2 separate regions of the Homo sapiens genome follow, and region 1 is linked to region 2. The links are chromatin loops, found by intact Hi-C in ENCODE. Cell type or tissue: heart left ventricle. All regions are shown on one strand. Each heading gives the region's core, and the rest is flanking DNA. Links, peaks and the distances in the headings are about the cores only. Region 1 overlaps FCRLB (Fc receptor like B). Region 2 has its middle 25 kb from the start of FCGR3A.

Region 1 (5,372 bases), core at 265-5,264, 150 kb after region 2:
CAGTTCCAAGCAGTGGGCAAGCTGGTGAGTCTTATAAATTTCTCATCCCAATTTTCTACAGCTTCCACTCCAACCCCCTAAGTGACCTTTTCAAGTAGACTCCTCACTTCTTGGCTGCGCTGGGATAGTGTCTCTTCCCACTCTCGTCAACCCCTGGGACTAAATTTGCTTGAAGGCATTTAGAAATGGGTGCTGGCTGATGGACTGGTAGTCTGTAACCCAATGAATGTGATCTCCTCTCCTGCAGGGATGGGTTAGTACATGGGCTGGGGCCTGCGAGCTGGGGTTTCCTAAGATTTCCCAAACTCAGGTCGTTTCTTTGGGCACCTCACCTTGATTCTCTTTGCATGCTGCCCCCTCTCACCCCACTCCCCACCCCAGCTACTCTGGAGAAGCCCATATTGTCTCTACATCCACCTTGGACCACCATCTTCAAAGGGGAGCGGGTAACTTTGAAGTGTGATGGATACCACCCACTGCTCCTGGAGCTCCAGCCCATCAGCACTCTCTGGTATTTGGGCCACCTACTTCTGCCCTCTCACAAGAAGAGCATTGAGGTGCAGACACCAGGGGTGTATCGATGCCAGACACGGGGAGCACCCGTCAGTGACCCCATCCACCTCTCTGTATCCAATGGTGAGTGGACTGAGCACGAGGGGAGGGGGAGCACGTGTCTCCTCTGGCAATACTAGTCCTCTGGTGGGAGGGAACACTGGGCCAATCCCAAGGTGCAGGAAACAAGGGCCACACTGGGGCCTATCTTAAGTCTCTGGAGCAGGTAGGGACCTGCACGGCACTATGCGAGAGATGCAGTAAGGCATGCCTAGCCCCCAAGGTCCCCTTACCCTCCTGCCATAGTGTGAGGCACAGTGTGAACATTTCTGTTTGTTTCTGAGACCAGCTCAGAAGAGCAAAGGCTCCAAGGACCTGGAGTGCTGGACAGAGAACTTTAGGGGGTTGGGGAGGGAGCAGTAAAGGAAATTCACCAAACAGGAAAGGTGAGTTTCCCTGGCAGTCTGAGCATAGATCAAGGATCTACTCTCAGTTGAACAGTGTGATGCTTCTCTGTGCCTCAGTGTCCACATCTGTAAAGAAGGGACAATAATAGTATGTATCTCTTCGGCTGCTCTGAGGATTAAAAGTGAATTATGATTTGCTAAAGAAAAAAAGCAGCAATTGAACTGAGCACTTACTCAAAGTTTTATTGCAGACGTGTATATGTGTACACAGGAGTCAGCTGAGAAACTGATTCTCGAGATGCTTGAAGGGTTTTAAAACAGGATAAGAAAAATAACAATAATTTGTTCAATAAAGTACAGGATTGCTGGGCACGGTGGCTCAAGCCTGTGATCCCAGCACTTTGGGAGGCCAAGGCGGGCAGATCACCTGAGGTCAGGAGTTCAAGACCAGCCTGGCCAACATGGTGAAACACTCTCTACTAAAAAAAAAAAAAAAAAAAAAAATAGCTGGGCATGATAGCGGGTGCCTGTAGTCCCAGCTACTCAGGAGGCTGAGGCATGAGAATTGTTTGAACCTGGGAGGCGGAAGTTGCAGTGAGCTGAGATCGTGCACTCCTAGCCACAATTTGTATTCAGAATTTAAAGCACATCACTCAATGTTCAGATTAGCACTTACACACACTTCATATTCATACTCTGTGGTTTCTTGTTCGGAAATCATTGGTGATAGCAATAATTATACTGAGTACTATAGGAGTAATTACTGCTTACAGATTGGGAGTGCATGTGGATTGTGGCTATTACTTGCAGGATTCTTTCTCAATGTACAACACCTAAAATGGCATCTGCTCTGTGCTAGGGCTATGTAAGCGTGCTATAATGATCACAGGGTAATTATGAGGTGCTGTAGGAGATACCTAAGGCTCTCCTGGGGTGTCAGGGATGTTTTCTGGAGGAGATAAGGTCTAAGCCTAGACATGCAGGACAAGCAGGTGAACTTAAACAGGTGAAAGAGAGTCTTCTTGGCTGAGGAAATAGCAGGTACAAAAGCCTCGGGCTCAGAGCAGGGCCAGTTCTCTCAACAGTTCAGTATGGCTGGAACTTATCCTGTTAGGAGTGGAAGATGAGGAAAGTAGAGAGGAAATGGGGCAGGAATGAATACTGCCATGGTGAGGGAGAGGTAAGCAGGACCCAGTCAGGAGGACTCTGACACCATCCTAAGGAGGTTATAGTTGATTCTCATGGTCAAAACCCTTTGAGGGTGGAGCCAAGTCTCTGGCATCTTTGCTCCCTGGCTAAGTGAAAGACCAGCCATCCCCCTTCCTTCCCACTCACCTACAAATATATCTTGCACTATGAGGCTGCTGGGTGCCAACCACCAGGGAAGGCCTGTCCGCTCAAGAAAGCAGTGGGAGGCCAGGCCCGGTGGCTCACGCCTGTAATCCCACCACTTTGGGAGGCCGAGGTGGGCGTATCACCTGAGGTCAGGAGTTCAAGACCAGCCTGGCCAAGATGGTGAAACCCTGTCTCTACTAAAAAATGCAAAAATTAGCTGGGTGTGATGGCGCCCACCGGTAATCCCAGCTACTCGGGAGGCTGAGGCAGAAGAATCGCTTGAACCCAAGAGGTGGAGGTTGCAGTGAACCGAGTTTGTGCCACTGCACTGCAGCTTGGGCGACAAGAGCAAGACCATGTCTCAAAAAAAGAAAAAGAACAAGAAAAAAAGAAAGAAAAAGAAAAGAAAAGAAAGCGGTGGGAGATGGCGGGGAAGGGAGGGAGAGGAGTTAAGAGGAGAAAGCTGGAAGGCTGTGAGAGTGGGAGATCTCCAGGGCTGGACTTTCTGTGGAGTCAAGCGTGTCTGTGGTGTCTGTCGCAGATTGGCTGATTCTGCAAGTGCCCTATGCGCCAGTGTTCGAGGGTGAGCCGCTAGTCCTGCGCTGCCGCGGCTGGTACGACAAGGTGGTCTACAAGCTTCACTACTACCACGACGGCCAGGCCGTGCGCTACTTCCACTCCAGCGCCAACTACACTGTGTTACAGGCGCGTGCCAGCGACAGCGGGCGCTACCAGTGCTCGGGCACCATGCGCATCCCGGTGGAGAGCGCGCCCATGTTCTCCGCTAAGGTGGCTGTGACAGTGCAAGGTGGGAGAGACCAGGGGCCCCGGGAGGGAGGCAAATGAGCATTGAGAAATTCTGGGACAGGAGCTCGGCGAGAAAAGAAGGGGCGGAAGTTCAAATAGCTGCCACTTGGAGGGTTTCTCTTAGACTATGGACGCTGTCTCCTCTCCTTTGCCGTGAAGCAGCGCTTGATCCGCCGCCTGCTTGGAGGCTGGTCCCTTTCCCCGACGCACATCCTGGCTTCTCACTCTGGCTGGGGACTCCCACAGAGAGGGCAGCTCTGGCAGGGGCAGGGGCCACTGTGGGACTGGGACGAAGGAGCGACTCCCTAGCGTCCTGCAAGGCAGGCGCAGCGTCTCCTATTCTAGGCTGCAGAACCCGAGCTGAGTGTCAGTCGGGATGTGACATGAAGCGTCTGGCCTGGTCCCTCTTCCTTTCAAGCTTTCCCCGTCCCTCGTGGACTCGGTCCCCCTGCCCCACATTTCAGAAGGCTCCCCTTCCCCCTCCACGTGGACACACGGCCTCCTCCCCTCCCCCCTTGGTCTGTGGGTCTGCAAGGAGCCCTCGCGGGAAGCAGGAAGGAGCGGGGTCGCGGAGCGGTGGACAAGCCGGCGCCGTTGCTCCCCGCCCTCTCCGTAGAGCTGTTCCGGGCGCCGGTGCTGAGGGTGATGGGTCCGCGGGAGGCCCGCGGCGCGGCGCTGGGTGGGGTGGTGCTGCGCTGCGACACGCGCCTGCACCCGCAGAAGCGCGACACGCCGCTGCAGTTCGCGTTTTACAAGTACAGCCGCGCGGTGCGCCGCTTCGACTGGGGCGCCGAGTACACAGTCCCGGAGCCCGAGGTCGAGGAGCTCGAATCGTACTGGTGCGAGGCGGCTACCGCCACCCGCAGTGTCCGGAAACGCAGTCCGTGGCTGCAGCTCCCGGGGCCGGGTGAGTGCCTGCACACCCTCCCGGACGCCGACCCTGGCGGTCAGCCCTGCTTCCGCCTCTCGGCACCCACGAATCACCCCCGCCCCCTGGTTCCCGTCCCGCCCCCCGCCTTTCCCATCTCCCCTTCGCCGCCCTCCTCCTCACCCCTCTTCCGGCCTTCCCCATCCCCGCCCACCGCCCTACGCCCCTCCCCCAGCCCAGCGCCGAGAAGAACCATGCAAGCCGCGCGTGACTGGGCGTAATGCATTCACAGGTTCTCCCCTGGACCCGGCCTCCACCACCGCCCCAGCTCCATGGGCCGCAGCCTTGGCTCCTGGTAATAGGCCGCTTTCCTTCAGAAAGCCCCCGGTGTCCAGATCGGTCCCGTTGGTCACCTCCGTCCGGAACACCACCTCCACCGGGCTGCAGTTCCCGGCGAGCGGCGCCCCGACTGCGGGGCCACCCGCCTGCGCTCCGCCGACGCCCTTGGAACAATCGGCTGGAGCCCTGAAACCCGACGTGGACCTTCTGCTCCGAGAAATGCAGCTGCTCAAAGGCCTTCTGAGCCGGGTGGTCCTGGAATTAAAGGAGCCACAGGCCCTCCGGGAGCTCAGGGGAACGCCCGAGACCCCCACCTCTCACTTTGCTGTGAGCCCGGGAACCCCAGAGACCACTCCTGTGGAGAGCTGAGGGGGCGGCTACCGTCCCCTCTGCAGGCTCATTCCTCCTTGGTCTCCTGCTTCCCCTCACGCGAATTTCTTTCAAAGCCATCTGTTTGCATCCTTGTGTTTTGCTGTGGTTTTTAAAGGAGCGCCCACGAAGTGTAGTGGCTGACGATTTCAACCTCACACAGCAGTTTGTAACCGCAAGCATTCTCTTTGAATTCTCACAGAATTCAGCAAGAAGTAGAAACCTGTTATTTACTACATTGTGATTTAACTTTGGATGTGAATTTAGTCACCCTTAGCCCTTCAGATAAGCCTAGCCAGTACATATTTCAGCACAGGCAGTTTTTTTGGTATTTAAGTACATTGAGGTAACTGAGCACTTGAGAATATTTTAGGGTCAAAGTGTAATTATTCATAATGAATTTACTCTGTTGATATTAAAAAGACGTTCAGTCCTATTACTGATGAGTTTACATCTTCAAATAAATCCTGGGTTCTATTTAGTTTTGGCGAGAGAAAGTTGTTTGTGTGGGCCTCCCATTCCCTGGTTAAAAGGGTCAGAGTCTTTGGGAGGCTGAGGCGGGGGGGGGGGGGGAATCACCTGAGGTCAGGAGTCCGAGACCAGCCTGGCCAACATCGCGAAACCCCGTCTCTACTGAAAATACAAAAATTAGCTGGGCATGGTGGCAGGCGCCTGTAATCCCAGCTACTTGGGAG
Region 2 (5,372 bases), core at 306-5,305:
AACCCACAGGCGAGTTTTTTTTTTCTTATTCTAGCATGGAGGTCAAAATAGCTATGAGTGACGTTTATAGTTAAACTTTGAGTCAAGGGAAACTGAACTCCCTCCTTGTTCAAGATTGAAACTGCATTCATAAGACAAGGTTAAAATACGGTAGGGACTTTAACTTTGCTGAAGAATAGACTCAGTTAAACAATGACCTGCCATTGCTTAGTGTGTCTTCCTCACTTCCTTGCTTTCCATGTGTCCTTACAGTAGCATGTTGCTTACTGCACCAGAGTCACGTAACCGGGGATTGCAAAATTTATAACTTCCCCAACTACTCCTATAGATAACATCACTATTGTGAACCCTGAAGAACGAGTCTTCGAGGTATTTTTCAGATTCAACATTTCAGTAGACCAAGAGACGCCACTAGGTCCTGAGATCCACCCACTCCTGGGAACTGACTTGGCTGCGTGAAGACAGCTTTAGACACCCCTGTAATTTCATCCCCAGCCAATCGATTGTTCCAGTTTCCAAGCCTCCTGCCCACCAAAGTACCCATGAAAAACCCTAGTCTCTGAATTGTCAGGGAGATGTGTTTGAGAAATTGCTGCTTGCTCTCTTCACATGGCTGGCCCTGTGATTATTAAACTCTTTCTTTGCTGCAATAGCCGCTGTTCTTGTTGATTTTTTCAGGGCAGTGGCTAAGAAGAACGTGTGGGGCTGTGACAGCTGTTCTAGTCCCGCCTCAGTTTTAGTCGGGCCTTCTGTCCCTGGATCTTGAGGATAGGGCTTTTTCAGTGATCCTAGATCTCACTCAATGGTAGAAGACCTGTAATCATCTAGGCTTGGGATGGTTTCCAGCCCCTTCCCCAAGGGTAGAGAGTTGTTTTTTGTTGTTGTTGTTGTTGTTGTTTTTTCCTGTTCCTTTCCTCCAGGTGTAATGGGCTCTTTTCCTCTGCTCTGTGCCCTGGGCCCTTATTCTAGTGATTTAAGACATTTGTTCCTTAGAAAAAAGGATTCAGGTGGGCTTCATGCCTTTCCCAGAATGATGGCTGCTCCATTACCTAGGTATGTATTCCCTGGCCACAAGCTTTTCATGAGCTCTGGTGGAGGCCCATGAAGATGCTTCAAATGCGTAGGAATGGCCCTTGTATCATGAGCTCTCAGTTCTTGGCCACATCTGGCTTTCAGCGATTTATTAAAAATTTTAGCTGAATTCTTCTAACCCATTTGAATGGTAGCCCTGCCTTCCTTCCACGCTGTCTTACAGGTGAGCCTGTGCTCATATCCTAGCCCTCTTTAGAAACACCTGTCTTTTCTTAGATTTCAGGGTACTTGGTTGCCTCACTACCTCAGCACTCTGACGGGTTCAAGAAAAGTTATCACTTTGTGTATTATCTGTTTTTTTTCAGGTGTTTCTAATTAATACAGGTTTTTTTGGGGGGGTGTTTCTAATGAAAACATTTTAATGAGGCTGGTTTTCACAGCTGTTTTTATACCACAAATCAAAATGGCCAAGTCCAAAATGAAAAATCACCAGAATGGCAGGGCATAATGAATTTAAGCACAGAAATTAGATGAAGTTATCTGTTTCTCACATGACTTGATAATCTAAAAAGCAGAAAGTAAAATGGTATGTTTTAAAAGTTATCATCAAAAGTGTCCTTGAGGTCGGCACTGACTGTGTCCTGATGGCCATGCAGGCAGGAGTTGTGCTATGTAGGTAGGCTCTGCTATTTGCTCTTCACACGTCTGGTTAGTTTACAATCTCTCCTTGTTCTAAGTTTTCACCAAAGCCTGATACTGGCTTTTGTTTCCCTTGAGGCTATGTTGTTTCTCATATAAACATGATTTCCATTTTATGACTGTCCTAACCCTTCATGGTGCAAGCCTGTTTCTCTGAGCTACTATATTCTTCATATATTTATGTTATTACTTCTTACTATTCAGAAGTACCTTAATATTCAGAACTACCCTTCAAATTGGAGGGCTCTTTTCTGACCATATTCTCAGCTGTTGGACAGGGGACAGGGACCGATCATGCTGGGTGGTTGGAAAAGCCTATGGGAGGCCAAGTAGGGGAGACCTACTGCCAGGACTATCACTCCAAGCTCGATTCTTGGGCCTTCCACCTTCACATTCTAGAGGAAAGCATATTGCCACTCATCCAAGTTGTGTGCTGTGATTGCTAGTGAAATCTGATCAGCTCCGGGGGCTCTCAGCTCTTGGCTGTCAATGCAGGGTGATAGTGGGCTACAGGGGGAGGAGGTAAAGAAGAGAGATTATGCAGATATGTCTGAAATCACAATCTTTCTGATTAGATATTTTGGCTCTATAATCAATTGTTTCTTCTAACACTCACACTTTTCCTCAATTTTTATTTATTTATTTATTTATTTATTTTGAGACTGAGTCGCTTACTCTGTCACCCAGGCAGGAGTGCAATGGCGTGATCTCGGCTCACTACAACCTCCACCTCCCGGGTTCAAGCAATTCTCCTGTCTCAGCCTTCCAAATAGTTGGGATTACAGGCACGTGCCACAACCCCTGGCTAATTTTTTGTATTTTTAGTAGAGATGGGGTTTCACCATGTTTGCCAGGCTGGTCTCAAACTCCTGAGCTGAGGTGATCCACCTGCCTCGGCCTCCCAAAGTGCTGGGATTACAGGCATCAGGCATCGTGCCCAGCCTCAATTTTTAATTCTACGACTTTCTGCTCTAATTCAGGTGAAGCACAGGATAGGTTTGTATTGTTTTTATATCTGTCTCCTGCAAATATCCTATCTTTCCCATTGTAATGAGGGTTCCTCAGGACAGAGACCACTGTTCTTCTCATTTCTTCATTTCTTCCTCCCATCCATCCCCACCCCATCTTTCTTACCTAGCAGAGTCAACATTGGGTTAGAGCACTGCATATGGGTTGAGTAAATCAGTCACTAGTTGATCCCCATGAGTTATTGCTTTCCTGCTCAGAATTTGTTGCTATTGCCACTCTCAGTATCATTTCCCTCCAGTGATTCCTGAAGACCTCATTTTACTTCTGTAATTCTGCCAGGGACCAAGTTAACTGCAGCCTGCTCTTCTGCTCCAGTCACAGTAAACTCTTCTCCTAGGGTCTCTACTGAGACTGGAGGCCACAGGAAAGAACAGATGCTGAGCAGGAACCTCCACTGTCCTCTCGTACAAAATACTTTTCCCAGTTTCTAGAACGATAAACCGCGACCCGATTGAAGGGCTTTTCCATAAGACTACTCAACCAGCAGCAATACTTACCTTCATATTTGCAACTTTACTGAAATACCTTGGTCAGAGGAGATCTCCTTTTAATTTTTATTGTGTATTTATTTAGTAGAGGCAGAGATCTCCTTTATTTACATTCCAATCACTTTTAGGATCTGTCCTGCCTTATCAATCTGCCAATAAATGCACAAAGAGAAATGGATGATGGGAACTTGATGGTGGCAAGATTTGTTTCTTTTTTCTTTTTTCTTTTTTCTTTTTTGACAGAGTCTTGCTTTGCTGCCCAGGCTGGAGTGCAGTGGCATGATCTTGGCTCACTGCAACCTCCACCTCCTGGGTTCAAGCAATTCTCCTGCCTCAGCCTCCCAAGTAGCTGCGATTACAGGTGTGTGACACCACAGCTGGCTAATTTTTACATTTTTAGTAGAGATGGGGTTTTACTATGCTGGTCAGACTGGTCTCGAACTCCTGACTTCAAGTGATCTGGCTGCCTCAGCCTCCCAAAGTGTTGGGATTACAGGCGTGAGCCACCATGCCTGGCTGACACGATTTGTTTCAAACTGGCCCTGGACCCGGCACCCTCCCTTCTGCTTCTGACTCCTCACACATCAGTCCTTCTTCTTTGGATACCTGATTAATGGACATTTCCGGTTCTCGACCCTTCTGCTTTCTCTCCAGGGGATGGCTTACATCTTCCTTCCTGGCTAGCACCTTTTTAGGGTGGCACTTACAGTAAGCTATCTCTTTGTCCTCACCCTTCTGTGTGTTGCCCCAGAGATGAGCCTGCCCAGGGGTTACCTAAGATCTCAACTCTCTTCTGTCCCTGACAGGTTGTGGCAGACTGGGCACCCTCATACTGAAAATCATCATTGAAGAGAGAGTAGAATCTGGAGCTTCATAGAGGTGGAAAGTTGTGATAACTTTCCTTGCCCATCATGAGCGTCATAGCTGACACTCCTATAACAAAAGATGAGTTAGCAAGAGAAAAGTTTGTCAAAGTTTTATTTTATTTTATCAAAATTTTACATGATGCAGGAGCCTTCTGAAATGAAGACCCAAAGACTCAGGGAAGACTCTGTTTTTATGCTTAGGTTCAATGAGGAATGCCTAGCCCTGTAGAAATGTGACTGGATAAAGGGTAGAGTCTGATGCTAACAGACTGATGGGGAAAACTTAGCAAGGCCTGTGTGTTTAGATTCTTCTTGGCCTGTGTACCATTCCTTCCTCCTGGGTGTGGGGCAGTACTCCTCTGAAACGAGGGTCTTTAATGACTTTTCTCAGTTGCTTTGCATTTGCTTCTTTGTGAAAGATCAGTTGACTCTATTCATGTGAGCCTATTTGGGGGCTCCCTATTCTGTTCCATTAATCTATTTGTCTGTTCTTTCACCAATAATTGGATACTTTTTACAAGTTCTTCCTGGTTCTAACCACCATGTTCCTAATGATGATAAGCATTGACTAATTTCCAATTTTACCCAGTGTTGCCAGCTGGGGCACAGAAACAATACCCCAATATATGGCACTTTGGCCTGCTGAGTGCTTTGAACTAAGGGAGATTGGAAGACCTCAGAAGCAAGGTCTCTCTGACATTCTCTTGCCCTTCTGTCCTTTACCCTTCCTTCTCCCCTGAAGCAAGTCATAGAAACCAAAATCCCTCTTCCCCAAAGCAAGCCATAAAACTTAGAAATGTTACTCTCTCCCTCCTCCCTGGCTGAAGTGATCCACCCACTTTGGCCTCCCAAAGTGCTGGGATTACAGGTGTGAGCCACCACTCTTGGCCGGGTATTTGCATTTCTAATGGGTTGTTAGAGATGATGATGCTTTAACACAAAGACCTGAATTCCCTGAGGAGGTGTGGCTGATGCTTAGACCTGGCTGAGGCCTCTCCAACCAGAGCCTCCATCAGTCAATCATCCTTTTTGTTTGTTTTCCTGGTGCTTGCCTTCTCTGCCAGGCTTCCCTCTCCTTTGGGGTTGGCAGCTGACTGTAGTGCCTGGCTGTCTCAGCTTGTGGGGAAGTGGCTATAAGGAGGAAACTGTAGAGAGGATTGATAAAAACAACCACAGGGATTCACTGAGCCTGTGGTCAGGATATTAAGAGGAAGAGAAACAAAATTCAACCAAGCAGAACAAAAAGAAAGGAGTACAT

The links. Hi-C counts contacts between places; a loop is a spot of excess contacts. Peaks named below come from ENCODE experiments on the same cell type or tissue, not always from the same donor. Only the 100,000 strongest peaks of a DNase experiment are listed, where the experiment ranks them.
Region 1: it touches region 2 in a loop (6-fold over the local background); 11 of 110 quality-filtered maps call a loop at or near these places.

What each region holds. Positions count from the first base shown.
Region 1 is chr1:161,722,986-161,728,357 of GRCh38, forward strand. FCRLB (Fc receptor like B) reads left to right here. Exons shown (of 8, transcript NM_001002901.4): 4 at 4-24; 5 at 382-636; 6 at 2,836-3,102; 7 at 3,718-4,008; 8 at 4,262-5,158. The coding sequence ends at 4,677. Among named protein-coding and RNA genes, the nearest start is that of FCRLB, 4.1 kb to the left of the region's middle. RefSeq lists enhancers at 3,256-3,395, 4,456-4,505 and silencers at 3,606-3,845, 3,856-3,905, 3,936-4,195. In heart left ventricle, for the core only: a CTCF peak has its summit at 3,211; DNase peaks (open chromatin) are centred at 2,986 and 4,196; H3K4me3 peaks cover 2,489 bases; H3K27ac peaks cover 1,774 bases.
Region 2 is chr1:161,571,643-161,577,014 of GRCh38, forward strand. No RefSeq gene overlaps it. Among named protein-coding and RNA genes, the nearest start is that of FCGR3A, 25 kb to the left of the region's middle. In heart left ventricle, for the core only: no CTCF peak of the experiment used is centred there; no DNase peak of the experiment used is centred there.